2 separate regions of the Homo sapiens genome follow, and region 2 is linked to region 1. A link is an interaction called in ENCODE POLR2A ChIA-PET data of the cell type or tissue named here. Cell type or tissue: GM12878. All regions are shown on one strand. Links, peaks and the distances in the headings refer to the core of each region. The heading gives the core; the rest is flanking DNA.

The links. ChIA-PET counts read pairs that join two places held together with the same protein. Peaks named below come from ENCODE experiments on the same cell type or tissue, not always from the same donor. Only the 100,000 strongest peaks of a DNase experiment are listed, where the experiment ranks them.
Region 2: POLR2A ChIA-PET joins it to region 1 with 5 read pairs; 2 of 35 experiments call an interaction of 5 or more read pairs at or near these places.

Annotation. Positions count from the first base shown.
Region 1 is chr9:37,270,592-37,275,977 of GRCh38, forward strand. All of the region lies in intron 2 of ZCCHC7 (zinc finger CCHC-type containing 7), which reads left to right. Among named protein-coding and RNA genes, the nearest start is that of LINC01627, 120 kb to the right of the region's middle. In GM12878, for the core only: no CTCF peak of the experiment used is centred there; no DNase peak of the experiment used is centred there.
Region 2 is chr9:37,399,673-37,405,058 of GRCh38, forward strand. No RefSeq gene overlaps it. Among named protein-coding and RNA genes, the nearest start is that of LINC01627, 7.6 kb to the left of the region's middle. RefSeq lists an enhancer at 3,417-3,586. In GM12878, for the core only: no CTCF peak of the experiment used is centred there; a DNase peak (open chromatin) is centred at 3,159; H3K27ac peaks cover 5,000 bases.

The DNA.
Region 1 (5,386 bases), core at 65-5,064:
GAATCGCTTGAACCTGGGAGGTGGAGGTTGCAGTGAGCCAAGATCGCGTCACTGCACTCCAGCCTGGGCAACAAGAGCGAAACTTTGTCTCAAAAAAAAAAAAAAGAAAAGAAAAAGACCTCCTAGGGAATTTTAATGTTTCAAAATAAGAATTTTTCTTTTCCCACAATCTCCTCTTTAAAGAGGCCATCATTGAAAGTAGTTTCCAGCAATAATAAAAAAAAAAAATAGTAGTAGAAGAGGAGGAGCCATTACTTTCATTTCTGTTCATTCTGAAGAAACAGAGATGACTCTTTCTGTATAACTCAAATTCTTAAAAGAAACCCTTGATATATAGTGTCAATTATATGAACTCTACCTCAGGGTACCTAAAAAAAGAATGTTTGGTTACCCGAATGAGGGGGAGGTTTTCCTTTAGAGAGAAGTATTGGTGCCAACAAATGAAAAAGGAATAGTTTGAACACCACATTTTGCAACTCCTAATGAAATAATGGATTTAAAGAATTATCGATGGCTGCTTATTTGACAAAAAGAGACACCTGACATTGTGCCACTTCAGAGAACACAGTGCTTACCTAGAAGTATTCTTTCCAAAATTTAAAAAATGATCTAATCTACATATAATCAGGCTTCTAGATCCAACTACAAGTTTATAGGAAATATAAAGACTATCTCATGAAAATACAATCAGCAAAATCCAGAATGTGTTAAACTCTACAGGATATCACTTCATTTCTTTAACAAATAATTGCATGGAAAAGAGGGAGGTGGACTGAAGGGAAGAAATATGGAAGGGGGAAACTACAGATTCAGGGACTTAGTTTATTACAATGGACCTTTTTGGGATCTTATAAAGCATATATATTTATCAGGTAATTATAGAAATTTGAACACTGATGAACATCTGATTAGTTATTGTTGGTTTTTAAATATATGATATTGTATTATGGTTACATTTAAAAGAGTCCTTATTTATCATTTGTTTGTTTGTTTGTTGAGACATAGTCTTGCACTGTTGCCCAGGCTAGAGTGCAGTGGCACAATCTCGGCTCACTGCAACCTCCGCCCTCCAGGTTCAAGCAATTCTCATGTCTCAGCCTCCTGAGTAGCTGGGACTGTGGGGGTGCGCCAACATGCCTGGCTAATTTTTGTATTTTTAGGAGAGTCGAGGTTTCACCATGTTGGCCAGGCTGGTCTCAAACTCCTGACCCCAAGTGATCTGCCCGCCTCAGCCTCCCAAATTGCTGGGATTATATGCGTGAGTCACTGCGCCCGGCCATTATTTATCTTTTAGACATAGCATGCTGAAATTTTTGCAGATAAAATGTTTTGCTTAACAATAGTTCAGTAGAGGACAAGGGTAAGTGGGTAGGGATACAGATGAAATAAGATTGGCTGTGAATTAAGAATTGTTAAAGCTGGAACTTTGGGAGTTTATTATACTATTTTTTCAACTTTCATATGTTTGAAGTTTTCCAAAATAGTGAATGAGTAAGAACACACACAGACATTATACAGAGGGGAAGTGTCATTAATGATTTTATCTACTATACCTTTTTGTATCAGAAGATCTGGAGAAGAAACAGAAATATTAAAGTTTATTTCCATGAATAATCCCTTTACTTTCATAAATATCTGCTGGGCCTGGTGATTTGACCAGTAAATGGGATTTATCTTTTTGTGTAGCCAATAAATTGGCTCTTTAATCTTTTCTCATTCACGTTAACTTTCTCTTACCCTGTAAAGTGTGTTGAATTTAATGTTTATTATTCCTATGAGTTGGGGAATTGGTATAAAATACATACATAAAACGTGTAAGAAAAATTATAAATTGAACACCTATGTAACCATCACCCGGGTCAAGAAATAGGACCCTTTACATGTTTCAAAGCTGTGTGGTAAAAAAAAAAAAAAAAAAAAAAAGAAAGAAAGGACCTGGGCAGTACTGCTGACGCACATCCCTTCTCCACCACATACTTCATTCCTCCCCTCTTTCATATATATGTGAATATTCATCACCCTAATATTTATGGAAATCAATCACTTCTTTGCTTTTTATTTTTTCTCTTCTCTTAACGGTATAGTTTGTCTTCCCTCTCGTGTTCTTCATACTTTTACTGTATATTCATGTATGTATAATATTATTTTGCACATTTGCAGACTTAATTAGCACTATTCCGTACGTATTCTTCTAAACTTATCTGCACTCTGCATCCCATAGGGTTTCCTTTATACTGATATGTGTAGCTGTAATTCATTCCTTTTTTAACTACTGTATAGTATTCTATTGTATGATTGCACCACCAATGTATTCGTTCTCTTACTGATGGACATTTAAATTTTTGGAAGTTTTTTGCAGTTATAAACAAAGCTGCTAAGGATATTCTTGTGCATATCTCTTGGTGCATGTATATGAGAGTTTCAGTAGAGCAGGGGTTGGCAAACTGGCCCACAGGCCAACTGCCTCTGTTTTTATAAATAAAACTTTTAAACAGTTATTCTCATTTGTGTATATATTGTCTGTGGCTGTTTTCGGCCCATAATGGTAGAGTTGTGTAGTTGGCAACAGAGACATTATGGCACACAAGCCTAAAATATTTACTACATGGCCCTTTAAGAAAAAGTGTCCTGGCTGGGCGCGGTGGCTCACACCTGTAATCCCAGCACTTTGGGAGGCCGAGGTGGGCAGATCACAAGGTCAGGAGATTGAGACCATCCTGGCTAACACAGTGAAACCCTGTCTCTACTAAAAATACAAAAAATTAGCCAGGCATGGTGGCGGGTGCCTGTAGTCCCAGCTACTCAGGAGGCCGAGGCAGGAGAATGGCGTGAACCTGGGAGGTGGAGCTTGCAGTGAGCTGAGATCGCGCCACTGCACTCCAGCCTGGGCAACAGAGCGAGACTCCGTCTCGAAAAGAAAAGAAAAAGAAAGGGTGTCCTGACACCTACTCTTAGAGTGTATAGCTTGGAGTAGAATTATTAGATCTCCTCAGCAAGGGTAATCATCAACTGTACTGGACTTGGCAAAGTATCCTGCAGGAATTATTATATGAATTCTTACCTCCTGGTCAATATTTGGTGGTGTTAAAATTTTGTTTTGCATTCATATCTCACTATTTATATTGCTGTTTCTCTGATTACTAGTCAGGCTGAACACAGTTTCAAATGTTTATTGAATCTTGCATATTTTTCTGTTGATTGCCTGTTCATATTTTTTGCCCATATTCCCTATGTGTTTTTTTTCTCAGAGATATGTGGGAATTTTTTTTATATGTTCCAGATATGAACACTTTGTTGGTCATATGCATTACCAATATTTCCTCCCAACCTGTGGCTTGTCCTTTAAGTTTTCTTAGTGATGTCTTCTAAAAAACCAGAACACTTTTTATTGGAAATAATTTCAAATTTTAAAAAGTTGCAAAAATAAAAATGGTACTCTTAACCCATTTTCTGTTTAGAAAAAAACAAATACAGCTTGCTGCCAGTGCATTTTTCATCAGGACAAATGAGAAATTGGCATACCTGTGTAGCCTTTATCCAGTCACTTATTATTTACATTTTACTCCATTAGCTTTATAATCATTTGTGTGCTTGCTCACTCTTCATGTATATGTATGTGTATATTTGAATATGCATATACACACAATTCTGAACCATTTGAGATTAGAGCACATATATTATGCTTGGCTTTCATGAGTGTATAGTGATATAATTTTATGAAAATTACCATATCTAATTTCTTTTTTTTTTTTTTTTTTTTTTTTTTGAGATGGAGTCTTGCTCTGTTGCTCAGGCAGGAGCACAGTGGTGTGATCTTGGCCCACTGCAGCCTCCACCTCCCAGGTTTAAGTGATTCTCCTGCCTCAGCCTCCTAAGTAGCTGGAGTCACAGGTGCGTGCCACCATGCCCGGCTAATTTTTGTAATTTAGTAGAGATGGGGTTTCACTATGTTGGCCAGGCTGGTCTTGAACTCCTGACCTCAAGTGATCTGCCTGCCTCAGCCTCCCAAAGTGTTGGGATTACAGGCATGAGCCACCATGCCCAGCCTCTAATTTCTTAATGGTTCCTCTTCCTGTTTAAAAGTTTTTAATGTTAATGTAGTTATTTACTCAATCTTTTCCTTTATGGTCTGTATCTTTTAAATTCTTTCCCATATCTGAGTTTTAAAAATATTTGCTGTATTTTCTCATATGATTGTTAAAATCTTGCTTTCCATATTTAGGAATGTAATCTACTTTGTTTTTTTTTTATATAGTGAGAGATGAATACCAATTTTGTTTTATCCCATTGTCCCAGCACCATTTATTGAATAAATTGTTTCCTTTGTTTATAGTGACACCTATATGGTGTATCAAGTTTATGCATGCAGGTCGTTGGGCTACGTGATTGACTGTTCATGTACTTAGATCACACTGTCTTAAAAATTAGAGCTTTATACTAATTATTGATATCTGCCTGGCAAGTCTTTCTAGCATGTTCTTCTCAAATTTAACATTTACTTTGATAAATAGTTACATAGCAACAATTCATGTAATCATCACATACTCAAAATACAAGATATTACCAGCATAGTGAAACCCATGCTCTCAGGATGTTGCACCCTTGCAGTAACCTTCTCCTTCTCCCAACAGTTGGGCCTTATCCTGACTTTTGTGGCAGTACTTCCTTGATTTTCTTTGTAGTTTTGTCACTGATAACTTCTCCTAATCTATATTGTCTAGTTTTCCTTTTTTTTTTTTTTTTTTGAGCTTTATATTCATGGATGCATCCAGGAGATATAATTTTGTATACATCAGGCTTCCTTAATAAAACATTATAAAGCTGTGGTTCATTTTTTTGTTTTTTAGTTGATGTGGGATATTTTATTTTGTGACTATACCAGAGTTTATTCACTCTGCTCTAAGTGAGCATTTTGGCTATTGTTAACCAGTGTTTCTCTTAATATGCATGTTTTGGGTTAATTTCAGGTAATACATGTAGGAGTAGAATTGTTTTTCCCTATGGTATGTTTATCTTCCACTTTAACATGGAATGGCAGACTCTTTTTTCTTTTCTTTTTTTGTTTTTTGAAACGGAGTTTCACTCTTGTCACCCAGGCTGGATTGCAATGGCGTGATCTCAGCTCACTGTAACCTCCGCCTCCCAGGTTCAAGCGATTCTCCTGTCTCAGCGTCCCAAGTAGCTGAGATTACAGGCACCCACCACCATGCCTGGCTAATTTTTTTTATTTTTATTTTTAGTAGACACGGAGTTTCACCATGTTGGCCAAAGCTGGTCTTGAACTCCTGACCTCAGGTGATCCGCCTGCCTCAGCCTCCCAAAGTGCTGGGATTACAGGCGTGAGCCACTGTGCCCAGCTGGCAAACTCTTTTTTCAAAGTAGTTTT
Region 2 (5,386 bases), core at 146-5,145, 130 kb after region 1:
CACTGTGGGTGATACGGTCTTGAAAACACTTATGCCTGTTGACCCAGCAGTCCCACCTCTGGAATTTATCCTAAGGAAACAAATGAAGAGATGTGAAAGACATATGTTCAAGGCTGCTAATCTCAGGGGAGCTTTTAAATTTAACTTTAATTTGTATCAAGTTATACATGCACATGATTTCAAAGGTCAAAAAATTCTACAAGATTTGTTACAAAAATCAGCAATTCCCTGAAGCCACTCCCCCAGTCATGGCCCTGCTCTGCTTTTTCAGTCCCAGAGATACTTTTTTTTTTTTTTTCTTTTTTGAGACAGGGTCTCACTCTGTCTCCCAGGCTGGAGTGCAGTGGCATGATCTCGGCTCACTGTAGCTTCGACCTCCAGGGTACAAGTGATTTTCCCTTCTCAGCCTCCTGAGTAGTGGGAACCACAGGCATGTGCCACCATGCCCAGCTAACTTTTATCATTTATCCTAGACAGGGGTCTCCCTGTGTTGCCCAAGCTGGTCTTGAACTCCTAGGCTCAAGCAGTCCTCCTGCCTTGGCCTCCCAAACTGTTGGGATTGCAAGCATGAGCCACCATACACAGCCTCAGAGATACTATTTCAATCCTTTAAGTATTTAGTGTATTTTCTCTAAATACCATGCTTATATTGCTACTTCTTGATTTTTCAGGTTTATACATTATATAGTGATTTTTCATTATGGAAGGGGAGAATTTGGCTCTCATCAATCACTCACTCACAATACCCCCCACCCTGGAACAAAACGCATATTAATACATGTATTCCCACCCCCCACAGCCTCCCAATATAGTTATTTGTCATTCTGATCAGATCAATATTCGTTATTTGCTTTATTCTGACTGCAAATCTGTTTTCAAGATTTTCAGAGTTAATAATTGTCTTGCTTTTTTTTTTTTTTTTTTTTGAGACAGAATCTCTCTCTGTCCCCCAGACGGGAGTTTAATGGCACAGTCTTGGCTCACTGAAGCCTCCACCTCCCAAGTTCAAGTGATTCTCCTATCTCAGCCTCCTGAGTAGCTGGGACTACAGGCACGCGCCACCAAGCCCAGCTAATTTTTGTACTTTCAGTAGAGATGGGGTTTTGCCATGTTGGCCACACTGGTCTCAAACTCCTGACCTCAGATGATCCACAGCCTCAGCCTCCCAGAGTGCTGGAATTACAGGTGCGAGCCACTCTACCCGGCCCAATTGTCTCGTTTTTACCATTGGCTTGGTTTACTAATTTTCGTCACTAATTTAACTACAAACTCTTTCTTTCAGAATTTTGAACATATTCCTCCATCATGTTCCGGTTCCCACTGACGCTGTTAAAGAATCCAGTGCCATTCGGATCCATGATCCTTTGTATGAAATCCACTTTTTCTCTGCAAACTTGTAGGATATTTTCTTCATGCCAGATACTTGTGTTCTTCAATTCTGGGTTTTTGAAAACAAAATATTTTTAAAATTACTTTCTTCTTTCTTTTTTTTTAGGACAGAGTCTCACTCCGTCGCCCAGGCTAGAGTGCAGTGGTGTGATCCCAGCTCATTGCAGCCTCAAACCCCTAGGCTCAAGTGATTCTCCCACCTCAGCCCCCCAGGTAGCTAGGACTACAGGTGTGTGCCACCAGTCCTGGCTAATTTTTTAATTTTTTTTTTGAAAACACTTATGCCTATTGACCCAGCAGGTGTGTGCCGCTATGCGTGGCTCATTTTTTATTTTATTTTATTTTATTTTATTTATTTTTGCAGAAGCCATTGATACCATCTAGCTAAGCTAGGTTGAAGATACTTTGGACTCGACAATTCTATATTAGGATACATGCCCTAGAACATCTCTCCCGTGCATGCACAAAAAGATATTGATGCCTGTAATCCCAGTGCTTTGGGAGGCCAAGGCAGAACGATCACTTGAGGTAAGAAGTTTGAGACCAGCCTGGGCAACATAACAAGACACTGTTTTTACAAAAAAAAATTAAAAATGAGCCAGGCATAGAGGCATGCACCTGTAGTCTTGGCACTCAGGAGGCTGAGGTGGAAGGATAACATGAGCCCAAGAGTTTGAAGTTACAGTAACTATGATCATGCTGCTGTATTCCAGCCTGGGTGACAGAACAAGACACTGACTTAAAAAAAAAAAAAAAAAAGACATTTACAAGAATGCTATGGCAACGTTGTTTATAAGGACAAATACAAGAGAAAGATATAATAAATACTTATTGACAGGGGAATGAATAAAGATGGCACAGTTATACAAAACATATACAATATTGAGTAAATACACAAGACATATAAGGATGCCATGACATACACAAGACATACACAGCCAGCCATGGTGGCTCACACCTGTAATCCCAGCACTTTGGAAGGCTGAGGCAAGAGGATCACTTGAGCTCAGGAGTTCAAGACCAGCCTGAGCAACATCACAAGACCTTGTCTCTACTTAAAAAAAAAAAAAAAAAAAAAAAAATTGGCCGGGCGCGGTGGCTTACGCCTGTAATCCCAGCACTTTGGGAGGCCAAGGCGGGAGGATCACAAGGTCAGGAGATCGAGACCATCCTGGATAAAATGGTGAAACCCCATCTCTACCAAAAAAAAAAAAAAAACAAAAAAATTAGCTGGGCGTGGTGGCAGGCGCCTATAGTCCCAGCTACTCGGGAGGCTGAGGCAGGAGACTGGCGTGAACCCGGGAGTCGGAGCTTGCAGTGAGTGGAGATTACACCACTGCACCCCAGCCTGGGCAACAGAGCGAGACTCCGTCTCAAAAAAAAAAAAAAATTAACTAGGCTTGGTGGTGTGCACCTGTAGTCCTGGCCACTCAGGAGGCTGAGATGGGAGGTTTGCTTGAGCCTGAGGAATTTGAGGCTGCAGCAAGCTATGATTGCACCACTGCGCTCTAGCCTGCGGGACAGAGCAAGACCCCATCTCAAAAAAGAAGAAAGGGGAAAAAATTGCAATCCTACTTAAAATTGCAATATTCCACCACCCCTGCCTCTCCAGCTTCCCTTATTTTTTCCCTCTGTACTTCTCACGTTGTAACATATTAATAATGTATCTCAGTTTCATACCTTTTGTTTATGGTTTGGCTCACCCCACCAGAATGTGTGTCCCATGAGAGCAGTAATCCTCTCTGTTGTTTACGGATGTTCCCAGGGCTTAGGTTGGTGCCTCACATACAGTAGGTTCTCAATATGTATATGTTTGTGAGTTTATGAATGAATAAAAGACAGAAACCGCTACTGAAAGTTTAAAACCATGCAAAGCAATACCACTTATCATTTATGGATAAACACGCAGTTCAGGTTTGGGTTACCCCTGGTGACAGAGGTGGGGAACAGGATCAGGAAGGGACACCCAAGAGTCTTCCAGTGTCCCCGTAAGATTTATTTCCTAAGCAGGGCAATAGAGATGGAAATGTTTGTTATATTATTATCAACAAGTTTTGCATGGCAGAGAAATTCTACAGCTTGAAAAAAAAGAAAAAAAAAAGGAACAGCCAGCACCTGCAGCAGGTGTTAGAGTTTCCCAGGGTTTTTCCACATGACCTCATGGGACAGGGGTGCACAGGGGGCTTCCTGTAAACCCAGCTCAGAGCCAGGTGGGGCCTGGGACTGGGGGTTCTTCCAGAGCTCCCTAACAGGGGGGAAATCCCAGTCAGATCAAGAGAGGAAGGGGCAGCCTAGGAGGCCACCTCTTCTGGGTGAGATGGGGAGAGTGGGCCAGAATGAAGCTTGATCTTACACTGTCTTAGTAACAGCCCAACAAGTTCTAGCCCGTTGCCCAGGTAGAGCCGATTTATCAAGACAGGGGAATTGCAATAGAAAGAGTTTAATACATGTAGAGCTGGCTAAACAGGAGACTGGAATTTATTATTACTTAAATCAGCCCCTCGAAAATTCAAAAATGGGTCTTTTAAGGATGATTCAGCAGGTCTGGGACCAGGGATTGGGGAGTGCGTATTGGTCAGACTGAAGATGAAATCATACGGGGGTTGAAGTCGATTTTTTTTTTTTTTTTTTTTTTTTTGGAGATAGAGTCTCCCTCTGTCACCCAGGCTAGAGTGTGGTGGCGCGTTCTCGGCACACTGCAGCCTCTGCCTCCCGGGTTCAAGCAATTCTCCTGCCTCAGCCTCCCAAGTAGCTGGGATTACAGACATGCGCTACCATGCCCGGCTAATTTTTGTATTTTTAGTAAAGATGAGGTTTCACCATGTTGGCCAGGCTGGTGTCGAACTCCTAACCTCAAATGATCTGCCCACCTCGGCCTCCCAAAGTGTTGGGATTACAGGCGTGAATCATCCGCCTGAAGTGGATTCTTGCTGTCTTCTGTTCCTGGGTAGGATCGCAGAACTGGTTGAGCCAGATTACAGGCCTGGGTGGCACCAGTTTGTGCATCAGAGTGCATCAGCAGTGCAGGGTCTGAGAAATACCTCAAGTGCCAATCTTAGGTTTTACAATCGCGATGTTATCCCTAGGAGGAACTGGGAAGGTTCAGAATCTTGTAGCCAGCTGCGTGACTCCTAAACCATAATTTCAAATCTTATGGCTAACCTGTTAGTCTTACAAAGACAGTCTGGTCCTCAGGCAGGAAGGGGTTTGTTTAGGGAAAGGGCTGTTAGCATCTTTGTTTCAAAGTTAAACTATAAACTAAGTTCAGCCTATGCCCAGGAATGAACAGGGCAGCTTGGAGGTTAAAGGCAAGATGGAGTTGGTTAGGTCAGATCTCTTTCTCTGTCATAATTTTTTTGTTGTTTTTTTTTTTGAGTTGGAGCTTCGCTCTTGTTGCCCAGGCTGGAGTGCAGTGGTGCGATCTTGGCTCACTGCAACCTCCACCTCCCAGGTTCAAGCGATTCTCCTGCCTCAGCTTCCCAAGTAGCTGGGATTACAGGCACCTGCCCAGCTAATTTGTTCATATTTTTAGTAGAGACGGGGTTTCACCATATTGGCCAGGCTGGTCTCAAACTCCTGACCTCAGGTGATCCGCCTGCCTTGGCCTCCCAAAGTGCTGGGATAACAGGTGTGAGCCACCGTGCCCGGCCTCTGTCATAATTTTCGCAAAGGTGGTTTCATCTTTATCCAAGAGTAGGGACTTGCCGCTGGATCCCCCTGTCAGACACACGCTGCTGTGAGTCAGCTCTGGATTCCGCTTTAGGACACCTGGGAGCTGTCCCAGTTCAGAATCTGATTCCCTGTTGGAAGCTCTGCCCAGAATTTCTCAAAACTCAGTCTGCATCCTGGCCCCCACCCCCATGAATAATGGGGAGAATAAATGTGAACCCGGTTTTGTCTACATCATAGGGCTGCTGTGAGAATCAAAAAGGGTGAAAAAAAACCTCCCTGCCGGTAGAGACCAGTCTAACTGCAACTGTGCATTTTTTTCTTAACT